4 separate regions of the Homo sapiens genome follow, and all the other regions are linked to region 2. A link is a contact called in ENCODE Hi-C or POLR2A ChIA-PET data. All regions are on one chromosome and are shown on one strand. The core of a region is the stretch at or near the end of the contact, and the rest is flanking DNA. Distances in the headings are between cores, read along the strand shown.

What was found. Hi-C counts contacts between places; a loop is a spot of excess contacts on that map. ChIA-PET counts read pairs that join two places held with the same protein, here RNA polymerase II (POLR2A). Pooled maps may share reads with other maps.
Region 1: a loop to region 2 is called in a map with no recorded cell type, with 5 times the contacts of the local background. The contact joins the enhancer-like site here to the promoter of CARINH in region 2. A Hi-C loop is called at or near these places in 1 of 168 maps with a recorded cell type or tissue (CD8-positive, alpha-beta T cell), 9 of 37 single-sample maps with no recorded cell type and 12 of 50 pooled maps. POLR2A ChIA-PET finds 5 or more read pairs at or near these places in 1 of 52 experiments (activated B cell).
Region 3: a map of mammary epithelial cell shows a loop between it and region 2 (5-fold over the local background). The contact joins the promoter of IL3 here to the promoter of CARINH in region 2. A Hi-C loop is called at or near these places in 2 of 168 maps with a recorded cell type or tissue (K562 and mammary epithelial cell) and 5 of 50 pooled maps.
Region 4: a loop to region 2 is called in a pooled map, with 2.2 times the contacts of the local background. The contact joins the promoter of SEPTIN8 here to the promoter of CARINH in region 2. A Hi-C loop is called at or near these places in 2 of 50 pooled maps. POLR2A ChIA-PET finds 5 or more read pairs at or near these places in 2 of 52 experiments (B cell and activated CD4-positive, alpha-beta T cell).

What each region holds. Positions count from the first base shown.
Region 1 is chr5:132,099,570-132,102,269 of GRCh38, forward strand. No RefSeq gene overlaps it. Among named protein-coding and RNA genes, the nearest start is that of CSF2, 27 kb to the left of the region's middle. Within about 2 kb of position 1,327, at least 4 of the 41 ENCODE cell types and tissues checked have a DNase peak (open chromatin) inside an H3K27ac peak, as active enhancers do.
Region 2 is chr5:132,409,606-132,412,305 of GRCh38, forward strand. It overlaps CARINH (colitis associated IRF1 antisense regulator of intestinal homeostasis), which reads left to right and starts at 1,324. Exons shown (of 4, transcript NR_161242.1): 1 at 1,324-1,436. RefSeq lists an enhancer at 673-722 and silencers at 963-1,262, 1,333-1,622.
Region 3 is chr5:132,059,385-132,062,084 of GRCh38, forward strand. IL3 (interleukin 3) reads left to right here and starts at 1,271. Exons shown (of 5, transcript NM_000588.4): 1 at 1,271-1,484; 2 at 1,583-1,624. The coding sequence starts at 1,323. LOC105379174 (a long non-coding RNA gene) reads right to left here. Exons shown (of 5, transcript XR_001742531.2): 2 at 2,087-2,224.
Region 4 is chr5:132,775,883-132,778,582 of GRCh38, forward strand. SEPTIN8 (septin 8) reads right to left here and starts at 1,357. Exons shown (of 10, transcript NM_001098811.2): 1 at 1,226-1,357. The coding sequence starts at 1,255. RefSeq lists silencers at 1,128-1,537, 1,628-1,677.

The DNA.
Region 1 (2,700 bases), core at 77-2,576, 310 kb before region 2:
TGTGCTAAAGTGAACTCCTAATCTTCCCCTTCATGCCTGCCCCACATATAGTCTTCTTGTCTCAGTTGAGGTCAAATCCTTCTTTCCAGCTGCTCAGAGAAAAACCCTTGGAGTCATCCTTAACTCTGATCTCTCTCTCATACTCAACATCTAAGCCATCAGCAAATGCTGATGATTCTTCTTCCAAAACAGGTCCAGAATCCAACATTTCTCATTTCTCCCCACTTCCACTGAATCCATGATGATTCCAGCCACTATTATCTTCTAGAATATACTTCAGTGGAAGCCTAGCTAATTTCCCTGCTTCTACCTGTTCCCTGCTCTATAATCTATTCTCAACTCAGCAGCCAGAGTGATCCTGTTATGCTCTAGTCAGATCATAGCCCTCTGTTCAAAACCCTCTTGGAGTTCTGTGTTTTACCACAGAAAAGCCATAGTTCCCACAGTGGCCTGCAAGGTCCGCATCATCTTCCCCTTTATCTTTCCATCACTTTCTTTTCCCCTGTGACCCTCTCTGCTCACTCATTCTGCTCCAGCCACACTTGCCTCCATGTTGCTCCTTGAACACACCAGCCTCAGAGCCTTTGCGCTGGCTCTTCCCTGTGCCTAAAAGGGGCTAACGCCTTCAACACCTTCAAGTCTTTGCTCAGATGTTATTTTCTCAGAGATCTGCCATGTCCATACTGTTTAAGATTGCAGCCCCTTCTACCACCACTCCAAGCACTGCTTATCTTGCTCTGTTTTTTCCCATAGCACTTACCACTTTCTAACTTGTTAACAGCTTTGTTGCTTATTTTGTACCTCCCATGCCATGATACACATTTCTGAAGGCGGAACACTTACCTATTTCCTCTACTGATCACTCCCAAGTACCTAAACTAGTACCTGGCACATGGAAGCTACTCAGGAATTTATGTTGAGTGAATGAGTGAGTGAGTGCATGAGTAAATGAATGAATTTGACAGGGGCAAATTCAAAGTTACCAAACTGTCCAAGGTCTGGCAACTAGCAGGAAGGAGGAAGTGGCAGGAACTGGAGTCAGGTGTCTCCCACTCCAGAGGTCCGGCTATTTGCACCAAATACCTCTCAGGAAGAGTGAGGCGGAGGATCCAAAAGCAATGTGACTGCGGAACTTTTGCCTAAGTGACAGTCAGTGGATTCTTTTGGGGTTGGTGCCCATTCAGGGCTAGTCCTTCCTCCAGCTGCACCTGCATCTTCAGCTGGATTCAACACACGGTGGCCCGCCTGAGCACTGGCCTTGAGTCACCCAGAAAGGTATCAGTTGTGGTCAGCACTGATGATTAAGGTGATTGGGGAAGTATGAGAAACCCCTGAAAAGAATGTCTAACGAAGAAGGTTTCACTAATGTCTGGAGTTTGCCCATCTGTGTTATTTAAGAGGCATTCCCCCATGAACTCAGACTTCCACTTTTCTGAGGGCAGAGTAGTCACCTCACCTATACCCAGTTGTCCTCTCAATTTCTTGTCTGTAGTTTGTACGCAAACCATCATTCACCTGCCAAACCTTCCTCTAAACCTGCCCTGAATGCAACGCCTGCTCATTTGCCACTCCCACCTCCTCATGTGTGGCAAGGCATCCTCTTCCTGAATTGTCTATCCTGAGATGACGGTTACACCCTGAGAAGACGGTCTAAGGCTTTGAGGCTGAGTTATTTCTCAGCCCCCTCTGACCCACATCAATATCGGGTACCTGGGGAGGGTAGGTGGGTGATTACCTACTTCTGTGACTTCACGGGCATGAAAAGGGCCCTTAAAGACTTCCAAACATTTGGGTCATTGGGCCAATCCCTGGCTCCTCCAGAATCAAGGCAGCATGCAGGCCTTTGGAAAAAGAGGGATTACTTTCAAATAAACAAACAAACAAACAAATAATTAGAAACAACAAACATTCCTAATGCCACCTAAATGCCACCAACTGACAAGCAAAGCATGCGACTGCCCCCATGGCTTTGGTGGCAGGGCCCAGGGGCAGGCTCTCCTCGCTCCTCAGCCTGGCAGCGCTCCGCCAATTCCAACAGCAGGTACGCTCCTCAGAGGCACCAGTCGAGCCCAGGAGCTGGGGTGAGACACTCTAGGAGTTTGGGAGAAGGGGCTCACCAGGTGAGATTCCCACAGAGAGATGGGCTGCAACTAATTCTCCCTTTCTAAGGGAAGCCCACCCTGGGAATCCAGGTGTGAATGCCACACAGGCTGACACAGTCCTGTCTTTCTAAAGGCAAGGAGCTCTGAGTCCTGTGTGGTTTCCTGAAGGTGCTTCATGAACTACTTCCATTAATAAACTCTTTCATCTTAAATTTTTAAAATGAAATGAAACTGTCCTAGAAAGTTACAGACTGAGTCCCTCACCATTATTGATACCTTGGAGTACATGGGTCTTCCCTTGAGTAGATTTTCTGGGAGCTATTCTACCCACGTCCGTTTGTTGAGATCTTACAGGATTTCTTGCCCCAGTTAAATCTCCTGGGGTAGGCAAAGTGCTCAAGAAGTTGGAATGGGGCTGTGGGGTTCCACAAACAAGGGAAGCACCCAGAGGGCCCAACATCAGTACTCAGGGCCTCCTTGGCTTCTGGCCTGCAGCTGGGGAGGCAGGGCTGCAGTGCTGGAGGGGCATCTCTGTCAGCCTCCTGCAGCACAGGGGCCAGGGTCTGGGGGCAGCAATCACTTTGGTGACTAATAACCT
Region 2 (2,700 bases), core at 74-2,573:
GACTCTGGGCAGATTTAATAGCTCATTTTGGTTTCTTGTTCCAGTTATAACAGACTGCTCTGTGTTTGCTCTATGGCAAAAACTTTTATGTTTGCTTTGCAACAAACGTACAGACAGGGCAAACTGTGTTTGGAGTATGGTGTCTTACCAATGTTTTCTAAAAGCAAGTGAATAGAAATGCTTGCAAAAGTATTTTCAGACCTCAGTGGCCAGCGCTGAACACCGCTGTAGGAATGTCCATCAAACGTTGTGGCCATGCTCCACTCTAACAAAAACCTGGTTCCGTGGCATAATTGTGGGGGCTAATTGTCAGGCTAAGTTTCAGACACCTTCCAAAAAAAATTGCAGGGCTTCCTCAGTCTTTAAACTCCAGATAATATTGTCCAAACTTTGACAACTAACCTGTTATCATGGAGATAGCTCCAAGTTGATGGACTGGCCATTAGAGAATGTCTATCAAGCATCCAGGTAAATGACTTGGTTGCTGCCCTCAAGGAACCCACTTAGAGGCTGTCAGAAAATTTTAAGTATTTTCTTCCTTCTATTGTTCATTCCTAAAATTCTGGCAGTAGGTATGATTATTATTATTCCCATCCCACAGGGGAAGTAATTAAGTCTAACTACTTGAATATTTTGCCCCAAATCACTGACAGTAAGAGACGGCCAGACACTGAAACCTGGAATCTCTAAATGTTTAGATATTGATGGGCACCGCTTAGACCAGGGAGTCCAAACCATAGGCTTGCTGTTCCAGTTTCTCTTATCGGATGAAGGGACCCCCATTTCACCGACGTCATTGACTTTTGGGTTCTCCGCTGACCCCAGATGAGATGCCTGGTACCTCATGGTCAAGTCCCCTCCAACGGGGACTCCTCAGAGGCTTGGTCCCAGTTGCTCAGGCTGCCATCTGCCTCCTCAGGCCAGAGCCCGAGGCGCCGCCAGCGGTCAGGTCCCGGGCCGGCTGCCAGCCACAGGCCCAAGTAAACGCTGAATGAAGGGCAGATGGAGGAACCTGTCCCGGTCGGCCGAAGCGCCGCGGGCGCCTTTCCACTTACGGCGGGCCTGCCCAGCCTCCCGCCCAGCCCGGGCCCGGGTCCCGCCGAGGCAGGTGTGCGTGGCGGACTAGCTCTCGGGCACTCGGCTGGCCCAGCTCCACCCCGAACGCCACCGGGCCAGGCCACGCGCAGACCCGAGCCCGGGGCCCCCGCCTCTGGCTGCCGGCCCGCGCCCGCCGCGCGCCCCGCGTTCACTGCGCGCTCGGCCCCGGTCCCGCCTCCCGGAGGGTTTCGCTTTCGCTTTCCTGCCGATGTCGTTGAGGAAAATGAAAGCGGTCGTGGCCAGGACTGGCGCAGCTGCCGTTTCAGGCGAGGGGCGCAGAATGCAGCGGCCGCCAGCCTGGAGCGCGGGCCCTGGGGCCGCAACCCGCGCCGGGCGAGGTAAGCACAGCCCCTTCGCGGCCGCCTCGCGGGCTCCTCCTTGCGGACCCGGCGGGCCCGACGCCAGGCGTTTGACCCGGGCAGGGTCAGGGGTTCTGCCGTGGGGGCGGGGAGGGCCTGAGAAGCGGCACCCTTGGGTTTCGTGGCTTTGAGCCTCCAGGCCAGGCTGGAAGACCTGGGAGGCCTCAGACAAGCGTGCCAAGGGGCTAGCAGCCCGGGGTCGAGCTGGAACCGTGGCAAGTCGGGCCACCTGAGCACGCCTTTCCCTTTTGTAGAGCACCGACCTCCCTGGGTGTTGGTAAAAATCAAAAGTGGGAGGGTGTACGTAAAATGCTGAACAGAATGCCTAACCTGAGCTCATAATCTACTCCCTCTGACCTGTCAGACTCATTTTTCCCACTGGGCCCCACCCCATACCTCATGTAGTTTGCTTAAGTTTCCTAGATCTGGTGCACCTGGGGGCACTTGGAGTGCCTTCCAAGTGTTCCTTGACCGAGCAAGCTGGCAGCTCATCTCCCTTGATCACGGGCATGGAGAGCAACTAGGCCAGGATGTGGCCCCCTTGCCCTGGCCCTGTCCATGTGAAGTCAGGGCCTTACTCTGCTGGGGCCCCCATCCCGGGGCTAGCATAGATGTCAGGGATAGGTGCACTCACAGACCGAGTCCTTCCCAGACCAGGAAATTTCCAGTCCACTGCATCTGCCAGCAGAAGCATGAAAGATGCGTGCCACCTTGTCTTTGCCCTTCGTCAAGTATAGCCAACTCATTCTTGGTATGCAGGAAGGGGGTTCCACCCCAGGGCTGTGGAAACAGCCCCTGCCCTTAGGGCGTTCCCATCCCCTGAAGAGAGAAAATATGTATTCAAGTTACCCATCAGGCAGGTTGTGTAGAACAAGGACAGGTGAGTGAAAGAGCTAAGAGCTGAGAGTAAAGTGACTAAATCATCAGAAACTTTACATTTAAGTTATGACAGGTTTTGCAGGCCAATACCAAGAATCCCCTTTAACTCAATTTTTGTCTCAATAATAATGAATTCAGCCTAATCACACAGATCTGATCATACGGCCCATTACTGAAACAAAACTTGAATGATCTTTACTTTGAGAAAACCATCTGAATTTGACAAAAGATGGTCTAAGTTCCTAAGTTTCAAAACATGGAGTCCGCCGCTGCCCTACCTCAGCAGGATGGTGTTGAGTACTGATTGCTTTTAGAAAATGCTGCTCTTGCCGGGCACGGTGGCTCACGCCTGTAATCCCAGCAC
Region 3 (2,700 bases), core at 21-2,520, 350 kb before region 2:
TTCCTTACTGCTCTCCTCTCCCTCCCACCCGGGGCCAGTCATCTTGAAGAAGTCTTCCACATGCCCCTGTCACACTCATCCCTTTACCAAAAGCCCCTACCCCATGGGGTGGGTCAGGCAGGCCCCAAGACAGGCCCGTATCAGGAGGACCCCTCTTCTCTCAGGGGCTGCCCTCTGGGATAACCACCCCCGCCCTTCTGGGTTTCCTGCTTCCTATCTGGCTGCAGTTTCTCAGGTCCCTTGTGGATTTCCCCATGGTCTGTCCCCACTCACATCCCCTCTCTGCAAACCTTGCCTACTGGGCCTGCACCTGGCAAATCCATGCTCAGCACAGACGGGGATCAAGACCTCTCAATACAACTGTCTCCTGCCAATCCCTGCCCCAGCAGCCTGAGGCCCAGTCTGAAACCAGGGAGTTGCTCTCCTTTCTCCTCCCTTGACCTCACCCCTCAGACCATGCCAATTCTGCCTCCTAAACCTCCCAGGCCAGCCCCTCCCCCAGCTCCCAGTGACAGTGTCCTCAGGTACCTGAGCTCAGCTCTCGGTGCTACCAGAGGGACTGCCAGGGGCTGCAGCCGGGCCTCCTGCAGAGGCTGAGTCCCACACGCAGGGAACAGCCATGCCACTGCTAGCAGACCAGTAAGAGAATGGCCACCTGGGGCCTGAGCGCCCTCGGCCATCCACCAGAAACAAAGTGTCAAGGAGAAGCTGCCCGAAGCCCATGGGACAAACCACTGGGGACTGGAACACCAGTAATTCTGTATTGGGAAGCGGCACCAAGAGATGTGCTTCTCAGAGCCTGAGGCTGAACGTGGATGTTTAGCAGCGTGACCGGCTACCAGACAAACTCTCATCTGTTCCAGTGGCCTCCTGGCCACCCACCAGGACCAAGCAGGGCGGGCAGCAGAGGGCCAGGGTAGTCCAGGTGATGGCAGATGAGATCCCACTGGGCAGGAGGCCTCAGTGAGCTGAGTCAGGCTTCCCCTTCCTGCCACAGGGGTCCTCTCACCTGCTGCCATGCTTCCCATCTCTCATCCTCCTTGACAAGATGAAGTGATACCGTTTAAGTAATCTTTTTTCTTGTTTCACTGATCTTGAGTACTAGAAAGTCATGGATGAATAATTACGTCTGTGGTTTTCTATGGAGGTTCCATGTCAGATAAAGATCCTTCCGACGCCTGCCCCACACCACCACCTCCCCCCGCCTTGCCCGGGGTTGTGGGCACCTTGCTGCTGCACATATAAGGCGGGAGGCTGTTGCCAACTCTTCAGAGCCCCACGAAGGACCAGAACAAGACAGAGTGCCTCCTGCCGATCCAAACATGAGCCGCCTGCCCGTCCTGCTCCTGCTCCAACTCCTGGTCCGCCCCGGACTCCAAGCTCCCATGACCCAGACAACGCCCTTGAAGACAAGCTGGGTTAACTGCTCTAACATGATCGATGAAATTATAACACACTTAAAGCAGCCACCTTTGCCTTTGCTGGTGAGTAGCTTGGATAAGACTGGCCTGCAGCAGTGAGGGGTGGTGGCTGCCTAAGGCCAAAAGGCCTCATGGGCCTTTCTCTCCCTTCACCCCCACAGGACTTCAACAACCTCAATGGGGAAGACCAAGACATTCTGATGGTAAGAGCTCAGCCCGTGGATCCCGATCCACTTCCTGCCTGGGTGACTTCAGCCATGTCATTCCATCTTACCTAGCCTTGCTTTCTTCATCTGTAAAATAGGGTTAATAGCACCTATCTCAGTGGGATTGTTATGACAATCAAATGGCACAATGTGCATGTTCTGGCCCAGCATCTGGCACTTAAGAGTTCAATACATGGCCACAGCCATGGCTATAATAATGAAAATGACTTTTAAATTAGAAAATGAAAAGGCAGTTCTAGGTGAGGAATACCAAGGGCCTTAAGGTCAGTGTTTGGTAGGGCAGACTCTGGACTGACAGACAGAAATTTCCCCCTCAGATGTGCCAGCTTCTTTTTCCCTTAAAAAATTGAGTTTGTGTTTTCCACCCTCATTGGCTGTGGCATTATCATTTACAGTTATTTTTCATGGTTCCAGTTGGTTGCAGTTGTTCTGTCTCACCTTTGCATGACATTTCTTGGGTCAAACAAGAAGTGGAAGCCTTTGCTGAGTTCCTGGGCCATCTGTGTTTGGGGCACTCACAGCTCACATGCTGCACCCATTTCCATGCTGGGGTCTCTGTGATTTTCTTCTTGATTTCTAGGAGACTTTAATTCAGTCAGGGCATGAACACTGTTATCAGCCTCTGAGCTACAAATACTTCCCTTGGAAAACCCCCTGTCTTTTGTAGAGCTTCTTTTTGGAGATATTTTTTCCCCCAAGTGCAGAAAGATCCACCTAGGTACCCCCTCCCCACCCATTTTTTTTTTTTTTTTTGAGACAAGAGTCTCACTCTGTTGCCCAGGCTGGAGTGCAGTGGCACGATCTCAGCTCACTGCTACCTCTGCCTCCTGAGTTCAAGCAATTCTCCTGTCTCAGCCTCCCAAGTAGCTAGGATTACAGGCATGCACCACCACTCCCATTTTTGTATTTTTAGTAGAGACGGGGTTTCACCATATTGGTCAGGCTGGTCTTGAACTCGACCTCAGGTTATCTGCCTGCCTCGGCCTCCCAAAGTGCTGGGATTACAGGCTTGAGCCACTGCGCCCAGCCCACCTAGGCCCTTTATGTAGCTC
Region 4 (2,700 bases), core at 107-2,606, 370 kb after region 2:
CTTAACTGACATACGACCCCCTCTCCAATGGGAATAAAACACCCGAGTCTAGAAATTATGAAACCAAGAGCTCCTGCTTTAGTCATGCACATTTCCAAAGTAGAATAAGAAATGTATTTTCAGATTAAATGGAAAATTTACATATATAAATTGGGATGACGGTATTTATAGCATTAATTACATAAGTCCTGGCTCCCTTATTTAGCCCCAGAACCAATTCGTTATCGTTCACATATTCAGAATTCCCCCTTCCCTCCAACAGCCCTGGGCCTCCCTCCTCCTCCTCCTCCTTCTCCCCCTCCTCCCCCTTCCAGCCGACCAGGGCCTTACATGCTGGCAAGAGGACACAGCTTCCTTCACTGTCACAGCCTAGCCTCCCAGACACACCCAGATCCAGCCTTAGACAGCAGGGGATGTCCAGATACAACCCCCCAAAGGCCTCCCTCCCGCGAGTGAATTATGAAAGCCTTTAGTAAGTTGGCTGTCGGCAGGCTCAGGCCCAGTGAGACCCCTGCAGGGACCACCAGGGACATCAACCTTCTGAGGACCTGGACTGGAGCCCAAATAAACGCCCACTGGGCTGAGTCTGGAATCCCTCCAGCTCCTGGCGAATGGCTGCCGCAGACCCGACCACTGAGGCCTGACCTGCCTGGAGTCGCACCCAGGATTCCGGCGTGGGGAGCGGGGCAGAGGGGAGCGGGGGAGGAAGGAAAAGCAGGCCAAGGGTCTTCAGGACTCAAGTCTGCAACTGTCCTGGGCTCGTGTGGGAGACTCTCTCGGATCCTGGGGCCTCCATCCTCCCCGGCTGTACCTATCCCGCAGCACCTGTGCGGCTAGGACTCTTCCCCAAGTGTGCAGAAAGAAACACCCTGGGCGATAGGGTCCGGAGTGTCCCGGACCCTCACCTGCGGCCCCGCGGGCGCCACTCTATCTTCGCACCTGCCCGGAGCCAGGCGGGTCTTTGCTCCTTCCCGCGAAAGGGGTTAGCCTTGCCTGCGCCCCAGGAAGCGACCCCGACCAGCCGCCCGGCAAGGCAGGCCGCCCGACGCTCCGGGACCCCCCGATAGCGCGGCCGAGAGCCCGCGCCGGGGTCCTCGAGCTGGCCCGGTGTCGAGGCCCGGCCGTGAGGCGCTGACAGCCCGCTTCGCGCCCCCCGCCAGCTGCAGGGCGGCCCCTCCTGCGCCCCGCGCCTCCCGCGCGCGCCGTGGCCCAGCGGGGCCCTCACCGAGAAGCGCTCCAGGTCGGTGGCCGCCATGGCGAGCTCCGCACCGGGCGGGTGGGCTGGGACGAGCGCAGGGGCAGCGACAGGGACCAGCCGGCTGCGGGACGCGCTCCGCCCGGGCGGCTGCGGCTGAATGGATCCAATATGGCCACTTCCTGGAAACTCCCCTTGGCGGCGGCGGCGGGAGAAGCCGCGGAGCCGCCCCTGCCCCCGCCCGCGGGACCGGCCTCCCCGCCCGGCCCGGCCACGAGCGCAGCCGGAGCCCCGCCGCTTGGACGGCCGGGGGTCTCCGCGGCGAGGCGGGAGGTGCCAGCTGCGGGGACTGCTGGGACTTGTAGTCCGCGCGTTGGGGGACCGGGACGGCAGTGTCGGGGGGCTCGGGGCTGGTGCCCGGCGGGCCTCTGCGTGTCCCCTGGAGCCTGGGGCCGAGCCTAGGTGAGAGTCTCCTGGGTCCGCGCGCTGGAAAGCCTTTCCCGTAAGGGGGAAGTGGGGCACGGCGTGCGCCCTAGAGATCTCCCCCACCAAGCCGTCTCCACCCGCTGGAGCCTGCAAATGTGCTGGGACCACCAACCAGAGTGTGGACAAGCTGCGGGAGACCCGTCGGATCCGGGAGAGGCCGCGGCAGCCTAGTCTGCGGGTGTCTTGGGCCCCACCTGATGCTCCGGCCGGAGCTAAGGCGGGAACCCCGGCGGGACCCGCGCGTCCGGCCAGGCGGCCTTCCCGGGCAAGGGACCAGCCTTCGGCTCCTTGTGCAACCAACGAGCAGGATGCGCAGTTTAGGCTGGGATTCCTGCAATAGAAAAGCGGAGCTCGACGGTCAAGGCGTCAGATTGCAAGTGTCCATCACCCTGCCTGTCCCAAGGGCTTGGGACAACGTCTTAATGGTTCCACCATTGTGCAAAGAGGATGACCACTCCCAGTGCGTGCACGTTCTCTCCGCTAATGTCACTGCTCAAAACGTTCAGAAAATTAACACTTACGCCAGGGTCGGAGGCCTCAGGAGGTTCTGTATCCTTCTCACTGACAATCTATACAAAAGCAGCTCCCAAATCCTCTGAAACCCCGTTTCTTTCTCTTCCCTCTGCCTTTCTCTCTGCTCTTTCTGGGAATGTGGCAAGGTTTGCCCCCTACCCCCCACTGGCCTCATCCCAGGTTGGTCCACCCTCCACACACACCCCTCACCCCAGTATGCTGAGAAGCAACCTGACCTGTTTCTCCTACTCAGAAACTTGTGCTGACTGGAGGTGCCTAAAGACCACGTTCGACTTAGCACACCTGGCTTAAGAGGAGCCCCCTCTCTGCTGTTTGACCTTGTCACCCTGATTTGGCTTTCCCCTCCTCACTCTCCCAGGCAAACTGTAGCTTGTCCCCAAGGTGGACTGACTTCCCGCTGGACCTTCCTGACAATGTTTTCACTTTGCTCCTCTCTCTATGTTGCTGTTTCCCATGCTGTATTAAAGTTATCTACAAGAAATAGA